Linked DNA regions of Mus musculus: region 2 is linked to region 1. The links are chromatin contacts, found by Hi-C or POLR2A ChIA-PET in ENCODE. All regions are on one chromosome and are shown on one strand. The core of a region is the stretch at or near the end of the contact, and the rest is flanking DNA. Distances in the headings are between cores, read along the strand shown.

The links. Hi-C counts contacts between places; a loop is a spot of excess contacts on that map. ChIA-PET counts read pairs that join two places held with the same protein, here RNA polymerase II (POLR2A).
Region 2: a loop to region 1 is called in a map of T-helper 2 cell, with 2.6 times the contacts of the local background. The contact joins the promoter of Mafa here to the promoter of Rhpn1 in region 1. A Hi-C loop is called at or near these places in 2 of 37 maps with a recorded cell type or tissue (CH12.LX and T-helper 2 cell). POLR2A ChIA-PET finds 5 or more read pairs at or near these places in 2 of 5 experiments (Patski and embryonic stem cell).

The regions. Positions count from the first base shown.
Region 1 is chr15:75,702,602-75,706,784 of GRCm38, forward strand. It overlaps Rhpn1 (rhophilin, Rho GTPase binding protein 1), which reads left to right and starts at 1,687. Exons shown (of 15, transcript NM_001163465.1): 1 at 1,687-1,873. The coding sequence starts at 1,793.
Region 2 is chr15:75,746,268-75,750,450 of GRCm38, forward strand. Mafa (v-maf musculoaponeurotic fibrosarcoma oncogene family, protein A (avian)) reads right to left here and starts at 2,054. Exons shown (of 1, transcript NM_194350.2): 1 at 1-2,054. The coding sequence starts at 1,655. The coding sequence ends at 576.

The sequences.
Region 1 (4,183 bases), core at 437-2,936:
GCCCTGGGTGGGAACCTAGGGAGAAAGTGTTCCTGAAATCCTGCAGTTGTCCTTAGTGAGCTGGGGAGGGGTGGACTTTCCTAAGGTTTATGAAAGGGACAATCCTGCTGAGAAAAGAATAGTTAAGAGCAGATTGGGAGGGCTGGAGAGGTGGTCCAGTGGTTAAGGATGTGGACCAGTCTAACGCAAGGCCAAAGTTAGGTTTCCAGCTCCTACATTCAATAGTTCACAACTACCTGTAGTCTCTTGTTCCTGGGGTTCAAGTACCCTTTTCTGGACTCTGCAGGCACAGTGCTCATCTGCAGAAACACACACACACACACACATTAAAATAAATCTTTAAGAGAAACAGTTGCTTTAGTCAGGCATGCTTTGCTGGGTGGATGTCAGTCTAAGCACACAGGATTCTGAAGACACAGAAGTCTGAATTCAGGGGTGCCTATGCAGGAGGGTGACAGCTGTGCTAGGTGACAGCACATGTGGTCTCTGTTTAGTTCTAAGGTGATGACCACACCTAGGCAGCATAAGAGCCCGGAGATGGAGGAGGCTGCTCATGAGGATGTCAGTGGAGGAAGAAGTGAAATTAGGTGACACTCCACAGGAAGATACTAGAGGAAAGAAAAGGAAAGAAAGGAGGGGAGGGGAGGGGAGGGGAGGGGAGGGGAGGGGAGGGGAGGGGAGGGGAGGGGAGGGGAGGGGAGGGGAGGGGAGGGGAGGGGAGGGGACAATGCTGCCCTGGGATCAAAAATGCCAGGAAGTTTGGAGAGGCTAGCGGGGCAGATGAGAGAAGCATTTCTGGCGGGGGCCCACTGTCCAGGGACATCCAAGAGCTTAGCCGAGCAAATTTAGATCTGGGGATGACAGAGCCAGGTGTGTGTGAGGGGGATGGGGCGTAGAGACTGAGTCGCTGACTCAGTCAGGGCAAGCAGTGACCAGGGTGGCGGGCAGCGTGGAGGAGGCTGACCTTTGGAGCAGCTTGACAAAGGGCTAGCCACTCATTTCTAGGCTGTGTTCTCAGCTCATCTAGTGTGAGCCAGCCCACATGAATTTGAGAAGTGCTTCGGAGTAAGCCCTGCAAGGAGCTCGAGTTCTGGAAAAAGTCCAATTCTTAAAACCAATTCGGGTTCTGGAAGGCGATCCGGTTCTGGAAGCACAAGGAGGTCAAGGAGAATGTAGGCTCTGGAAACAAAATGCATAACCAGGTCCCGGAGGCGAGGTTTCTGGGGGCGGTTCTGGAAGCAAGGGGACCGCAGCGGCGCTTTGCCTCTTAGTGCCGGGAAGAAAGCAGGCATTGTTTTAGAATCAGCACAAGCACTTGTCTCTAACAAACCGTTTAAAAAACCCCATTGTAAACATTTTTGGAGCAATCCTGGAGGGTCCCGTTGCCGGGGTGACGAGATAAAGCCTTGAAGTCCCTGCAGAGGCTGCAGCGGCTCTTGGTCGCCGCCCCCAGTTCTGCTTGTCTTTTCCTAACTTTCTCCGCACGCCTAACACCTAGCGTTGCGCATGCGTACCCTGATCGGCGAGCGGCCCTGGTTGCTAAGAGTTACCAGATCCCTTACCTGGAGCCCGCCTTTCTCTCACTCTGGTTGGTAGTAGTTTCTATCCATCGGAGTAGCCCTCACCTCTGATTGGACAACATCAAGTTTTGCAGGCGGGGCCCGCGCTCTGCCGCACCGGTCAGTCGGACCCTCCAGGAGGGGGACAGTCGGAGCAGCGCGGCTGATCCTCCCTGGAGCGCGAGGGGCCTGCTGCTCGCAGCCTCTCGGAGTCAGCGTCCGAGCGAGCAGCGATGATCCTTGAGGAGAGGCCAGATGGCCAGGGCACTGGCGAGGAAAGCTCTCGGCCGCAGGACGACGGCAGCATCCGCAAGGTGGGGGCTGAGCAGGGATATGGGTCTTCAGCCTCCTGCCCCGCGCTGTGCAGTGCGGCCTTCCCGGCCTTTCCTTCCTGGGACCCGCTCCCCTGAATGCCAGGTGGGGATACTGAGGTCCCAAGGAGAGACCAGAGCCGGTGTTCCAGCCCGATGGGAGTAACACTGGAGCAGTCACGGTCTAGATGGTTCCCCTGAAGCTAGAGAACCCCTTGGGTCTCAGAACCAAGAAGTTGGTTCTGATGGGTGACAACCCCCACTCCCTCACCTCCACAAGCAAGCACGTGTTTTTTTCTGACGTCTAGAAAGCCTCCTTCTCTAACAGTGTCTTCTGCGTGCCCCGCTGTAGGAGTCAGTGTCCATTAGTGGTTAGATTGTGACAGCAGACAGCAAAAACCTTCGGAACTTCACGGGGAAGCCTGACTACTTTTCCCCAACATACATCCCCTCCAAAGCTCCTGAGTCTGGAGATGAGGGTGCCTGGGCTTCCAGGAACACAGGGGTGAAGTGGAAACTAGTTTGCTCTTTGCCTAAGGGATATTATGTTAACCTTCTCTGCTTCTCCGGTCTGGGTATTTCCTAGGGGTCAGTGAGTGTTTGGGTTTCTTAGTATGTGTGTAGGCTCTGGGGTACTCCTGCCCATCCCCAGGGGCTGCTAAGCAGAAGCTGCTGTCACAACACTCCCGGGTGTTCCCATGGCTCTTTGCCCACCTTCCTTCCTGGTGTCAGATTGTACTTTGTTGCTGGCTGATTCTATCCAGTGTGTGTGTGTGTGTGTGTGTGTATCAGGTCTCCTGGAGGAGAGGGAGGAGAGGGAGAGGAAGAGGAAGAGAGGAAGGCACTGGGACTTGGACAGAACCCTCAAGGGCTCCATCCTAACCAGGCATGCCTGATACCACAGTGACTAGCTCAAACTGGGGAGGGGTTAGATTGGAGAGAGGGAAGGAGGGAGGGAGGGAGACGGAGTCAGCCTGCAACATGTTCTCCAGGAACTCTTCTTCCTAGGGTGGCCATGCCTTTCAGGTGCCCTGTGGAGGAAGTGCATGTTGCATTGGTCAGCCTCCCTGTGGATAGTGTGGGACTCCCCCACCCTGAGCTGACTCAGTAAGAGAAGCCTGGGAAGGCTTAGGATTGCTCTGTTCCTTCTTTCTATTCCCAGGCCTGTGTGGGGATAACTGTGTCCCCCCGCCCCCCACCTTTTGCTAATCCTTGAGGACCAGCCCAGTACAGGTCACTGGGTCTTTGAGTGGGAGGTTTTGTTTCTCTGACCCCCATGCCTTTCCTCCCTGGTCGTGGCCAGGCCCTGTTCTGGTTTGGCCACTGCTGCTGCGATGTCTGTACTGATGGCAAGTTCTCCCAGAGTTAGACAAGAGTAGCCACCATGGAGGTCAGCCATGGTTAGACGGCCTTTGTTTCCAGAGGGTGGGGAGATCATACCGGGATAGAGAGAGATGGTTACTTAGCACCTGTGCCCTCCCTGCTGAGCACTTCCTTCAGCCCAGTGTGGAAAACTGGGTGTGGGCTATCAGCTTCCAGAATCCATCCAGCCCAGCTTATCTTGCCTTTCCACCAAAACAGGTTAGGAAGCTGGCTTGGCCTCCATAAGTGAACCAAGGTTAAAAAGGGCAAGAACAGGCCCAGGGTCTGGGGCTGGTGAAACCTCAGAGTGGCTAGCTGCTGCAGCTCCCTAGCAGGTGGGGGAGGGACTGAGGCTATCGGCCATAAATAAGCTTAGAACCTTGTAGTAGGGTCTTGGGGAAAAGATGTGTGCCGTTTTCTTAGTAGCTTTGAAGACAGGAGACTGTTGTGGCCTCAAGTTTCCCTCCTGCACAGGCAGGGGTGGGTCCTGAGAAGGAGACAGTACAATGTGGCTCCACTCTATCCCTATGCTATCTTGTGCCAGCTATCCAGAAAGCGAGTCACCTATCTGTAGTCACCCAAGGATGACTTAATGGCCTCCTTCTTTCAGAGTGAGCCCAGGTGCCACTTCTGTGGGCGCTCTTCAGTGACATGAAAGCTGGCTTCATGGTAACCCTGGGGCCACAGTCTAAGTGATTGCCTCCAGGAGCTCCATCCATGCCAAGGCGAAAGCGTCGCTTTAACCCATGCAAGATGCTGAGGCTGTCCTTTGCATGACAGTAAGCCACACTTTGAATGCATGGCCAGGATCAGCTCTGCCAGGATTTACACACACACACACACACACACACACACACACACACACACCCCACTCTGTGTCACTTGGACTAGAGCCTTTCAGTTTCTGTGACCTCCTCCCTCATATGTGATCACTAGTGAGGGTGTTCCCCA
Region 2 (4,183 bases), core at 804-3,303, 44 kb after region 1:
GCCGACCTCCGAGGGCGCACGGGGACCAGGGGGTTCCTCCGGGTTTTCTAATTACCAAGCAAAATAAATATTAATGTTGCGAAAATATGACTGCTTTAAAAAGGAGGAGGAGGAGTAAAAACAGAGCAAGTAAACGGAGGCAGAAAGAAAGACGACAGAGGAGCGCGGGGCCGGCGGAGGCTACCGGGAGCTGGTGGCGGCGCGGCCCCGCTGCGGCTGGGCGGAGGTTGGGACGCAGAACTGCGCTCCACGTCTGTACAAGTGGACGCTGCCGAGGAAGTCAGACCTGGCTCGGACTTCCCTAAGCAATCACCGTTCCCGGGGCGCCGAGGGACCCCGGCAAAGTCTAGCCGGCGACCCCGAAGACGCTCGGACCGGGGCCCGGCGGGAGAGGCGCACCGCGGTAGGTACCTGGAGCTGGGGCTTGGCGGCGGGGTGCGCAGGGCGGACAGGAGGACCCCGGCAGCTGCGGCTGCACCGCCGGAGCGCGCGTCCCGGGCCTCAGAGTCTGAACCGAGACCGGGGCGGCCTGCGCAAACTTGTCCCCGGCCGTGGCGAGGCCCAGGGTCCGGCACTCACAGAAAGAAGTCGGGTGCGCCTTTGGCCGCCCCGGGGCCAGCCTGCGCTGGCGAGGGCTCCCGAGGGAAGCCGGCCCCGCCCGCGCCCCCGGGGCCGCCCCGGCCCGCCAACTTCTCGTATTTCTCCTTGTACAGGTCCCGCTCCTTGGCCAGACGCCCCACCTCCAGCTTCAGCTGCTCCACCTGGCTCTGGAGCTGGCACTTCTCGCTCTCCAGAATGTGCCGCTGCTGCACCCGCTTGAAGCGGCACGACTGCGCGTAGCCGCGGTTCTTGAGCGTGCGCCGCTTCTGTTTCAGTCGGATGACCTCCTCCTTGCTGAAGCCGCGGAGCTGCCGGTTCAGCTCCCGCACGGACATGGATACCAGCTGGTCGTCGGAGAAGCGCTCCTCCAAGCGCACGTGGTGGCCTGCGCCGCCTCCGCCGTGACCCGCGCCTCCGCCGTGGTGGCCAGAGCCTCCGTGGTGGTGATGGTGGTGATGGTGATGGTGGGCAGAGTGATGATGGTGGGCAGTGTGGTGTGCGCCGTGGTGGTGGCCGGCACCCATGTCGTCCGCGCCGCCGCCGCCCGCGAAGCTCTGACCCCGGAAGGCCTCATAGGCCGCAGCAGCCGCCGGGTGATGCGCGCCGTGGTGCGCGCCGTGGTGGCCGCTGCCGATGAGCGCCTCCACCGCGTCCTCCGGCGTCAGGTTGAGCGCCTCGGGGTTCAGGTGGTGCTGGTACCCGCTCATCCAGTACAGATCCTCCAGCACCGCTTTTCCTGAGGCGCCCCCGACAGTGCCGGGGCCTCCACTCGGCGGCCCCGGGGCGCCCCCGGCCTGAGCCGCGCTGCCCCCGCCGCCCGCGCCGCCGCCTGTGCCCGGGCTGGGTGCGCAGAAGCTGGGCGAAGAGGGCACCGAGGAGCAGGGCGTGCTGAGGGGCGTCGAGGACAGCGAGCCGGGCGGCAGGCGGTGGCAGAAGCGCTCGGCCTCGGGCGGCTCCTTCTTCACCTCGAACTTCATCAGGTCGAAGTCGTTGACGTACTCGATGGCCAGTGGGCTGCTGGGCAGCTCTGCGCCCATCGCCAGCTCCGCGGCCATCGCCCGGGGCCCCAGCCCCGCCGCCGCGCCCGGCCGCGCCCCGACGGGCGGCGGGGGAGCGTGGGGGGAGCCGCGGGCCTCTCTCCCCCTAGCTCCCCCCCGGGCCGCGGTGGGCTCAGGCTCTGGTCGCGCCGCCGAAGGGCGCAGCAGCAAAAGTTTCCTGCTGTCAACTCTGGGCTGTGCTCAGGGGACGCCGCCGGCCAGGCCTCTCGGGTGGCCCCCCGGCCCGCTACGAGCGGGCGCAGGGCCCCCAATCCTGCCCTCCTCCTCCTTCTGTTCCTCCGCGGTCCTGGCCTGGAGGGTGCAGAGGCCGCGCCCCGGGCTCAGCCGCGCTCCGGGCTCTCCCGCCCGGCCCCGCCCCGCGCCCCACCCGCGCTGCCGGCCGGCCCCGCCTCCCTCGGCCCGGCGCAGAGCCGCACAAGCCTTTATAGAGACGCGCTTCTGGGCCCGCCTCCCCAGGTGGGGGCCGACGCCCCCGGGCCAATCGGAGCCCCAGACCTGCCGCCCTCATTTGCCTATCCCCATGGCAACCCGGAGCCCAGCTGTCAATCTCCTGCGGGAAACAGCTGTGGGAAGGGGTGGGGAAGGGCCGTCGGCAAGAGGAGTGGGCAGGGCCCCCTGGTGGCCGCCGCATGGGACTGCACAGCAGAGGGCGCGAGACCAAGTGGCAGATTCTGAGGTTCCAGGATCGTAAAGCCAGAGAGTGCAGGGAAGCTGAGGAGGCCCTCGTCCAGGGTACTCCTTCGGTGTCTCAGATCCATTAGGTGGTCTAGCTGGCTGTGTCCCGCACCAGGCCCAAGTGGCCTGGAGTCTCCAGAATGGGGACCTCTAACTATCCTGACACCGGTGACTCCCGAGCTGCCCGGGAGCGCCAGCTATTTTTATCCTGTGGTTGGGATGGGTTCAGGAATTCAGTCAACAAAGTTGCTGGCACCTCGGGCGGCGGGATGCACGGTGGAACCGCAGGCCTCTGAGCGTTGTGGTAGGTGGAGTGGGACAGACGCCTGTGGCCACCACGGGGCTAGAGGAGCAGGTCTCGGGTACTCCCTGCGTAGAGAACCCATTTCTCTGAATTGAATTCATGGGGCTGATGGGTCTGGACGCCTGCAGAAATGCCCACAAGGAATCTCAGACCCAGCTGCCCACCAGGGCGGTTTGGAGGAGCCTTGCTGGGTGGGGGCAAGTTGGAGTGACAAGTGGCAAGCAGATTGCCACCGTCACACTTGCTGAATGTCTCTACACACCTAGTAGGAGGCCGCTTCCGAGCAAAAGAAAGCCACAAGGACAACAGGGAGGGTGGGTGACAAGATGTGAGTTCTGTGACACCCTCCCCTCCCCTCCCTCCTCCAGAATTCCAGATCCCAACCGAAGATAGAAAGGGCGTGCATTCACGAACAACAGCTGGATGTGACCCAGAGTGCGGTTTTCTCCTCTCTGTTATCTATAATCTTATATGCCGTTGACTATTAAAAATAATAGACGGGCAATGGTGGTGCAGGCCTTTAGCCCCAGCTCTCCCAAGACAGGAAGATTTCTGGGAGTTCAAGGCCAGCCTGGTCTACAGAGCAAGTCCCAGGACAGCCAAGTCTGCACAGAGAAATCTTGCCTCGAAAAACTAAAAATCAATCAATCAGTCAATCAATCAATCAATCAATCAATCGATTCTTAAATATAAACCATTTGTGCACAAGGTGGAAAAAGTTTGAAAGGGTATTCACAGGATACCTATCCAGGATGTCATGGTGCCAAGGGCTTTGCCTACTCCCTCTACAGGTGCCTGCTATTTCACAGGGGATGCCTGGCAGCTAGGAGCAAATAGCTCCCAGCTCCTTCCCTCAGTGTCCAGACACTCCTCACCTTCATATTCATCTGTGCAGGCTTGGTCTTCAGAAACAAACAAACAAACAAAAAAAGCATGAGGAAACCCCTACAAAACTCTCCCCTCAGCCTGTTCCAAAGGAGACTTCGGGGAGCCATTGGAATGTCTATCTTTGGGACTCTACAGTGCTGAGGTGGTAGCCACAGCCATCAGTGTAATCATGCCCATTCTACGGATGAGGAAAGGAGGCCGTGAAAAGCAACTGGCCTTGTCCAAGGTAACCTATATCAGATCCACCTGTGGCCAAAGGGGAGCCTTTGAGTTAGAGCACGAGGTCTCACCAGGAGAGCCAGTGTTTCAGTTCTCTATGTCTCCTGTAGCCTGGCAAAGGCATTAGACTAGGACACTCAGCCTGAGCCCCAGAAGCTCTGGGACTTAAGGATGAGCTACATGTCTGGGCACAGCATCCCATGTGGCCTTGGGCTTACTAAAAAGGGTACAGAGTGAGATGATGAGATTGGGCAGTCTGCCTTCTCTGGACTCCACTCCTGGTGTGGGTGTGGTGGCATATACCTTTAATCCCAGTACTTGGGAAACAGGGGCATGCAGATTTCTGAGTTCAAGGCCAGCCTGATCTACAGAGCGAGCTCCAAGACAGCCAGGGCTACACAGAGAAACCCATCTCGAAGATAAAAAGAAAAGAAAAGAT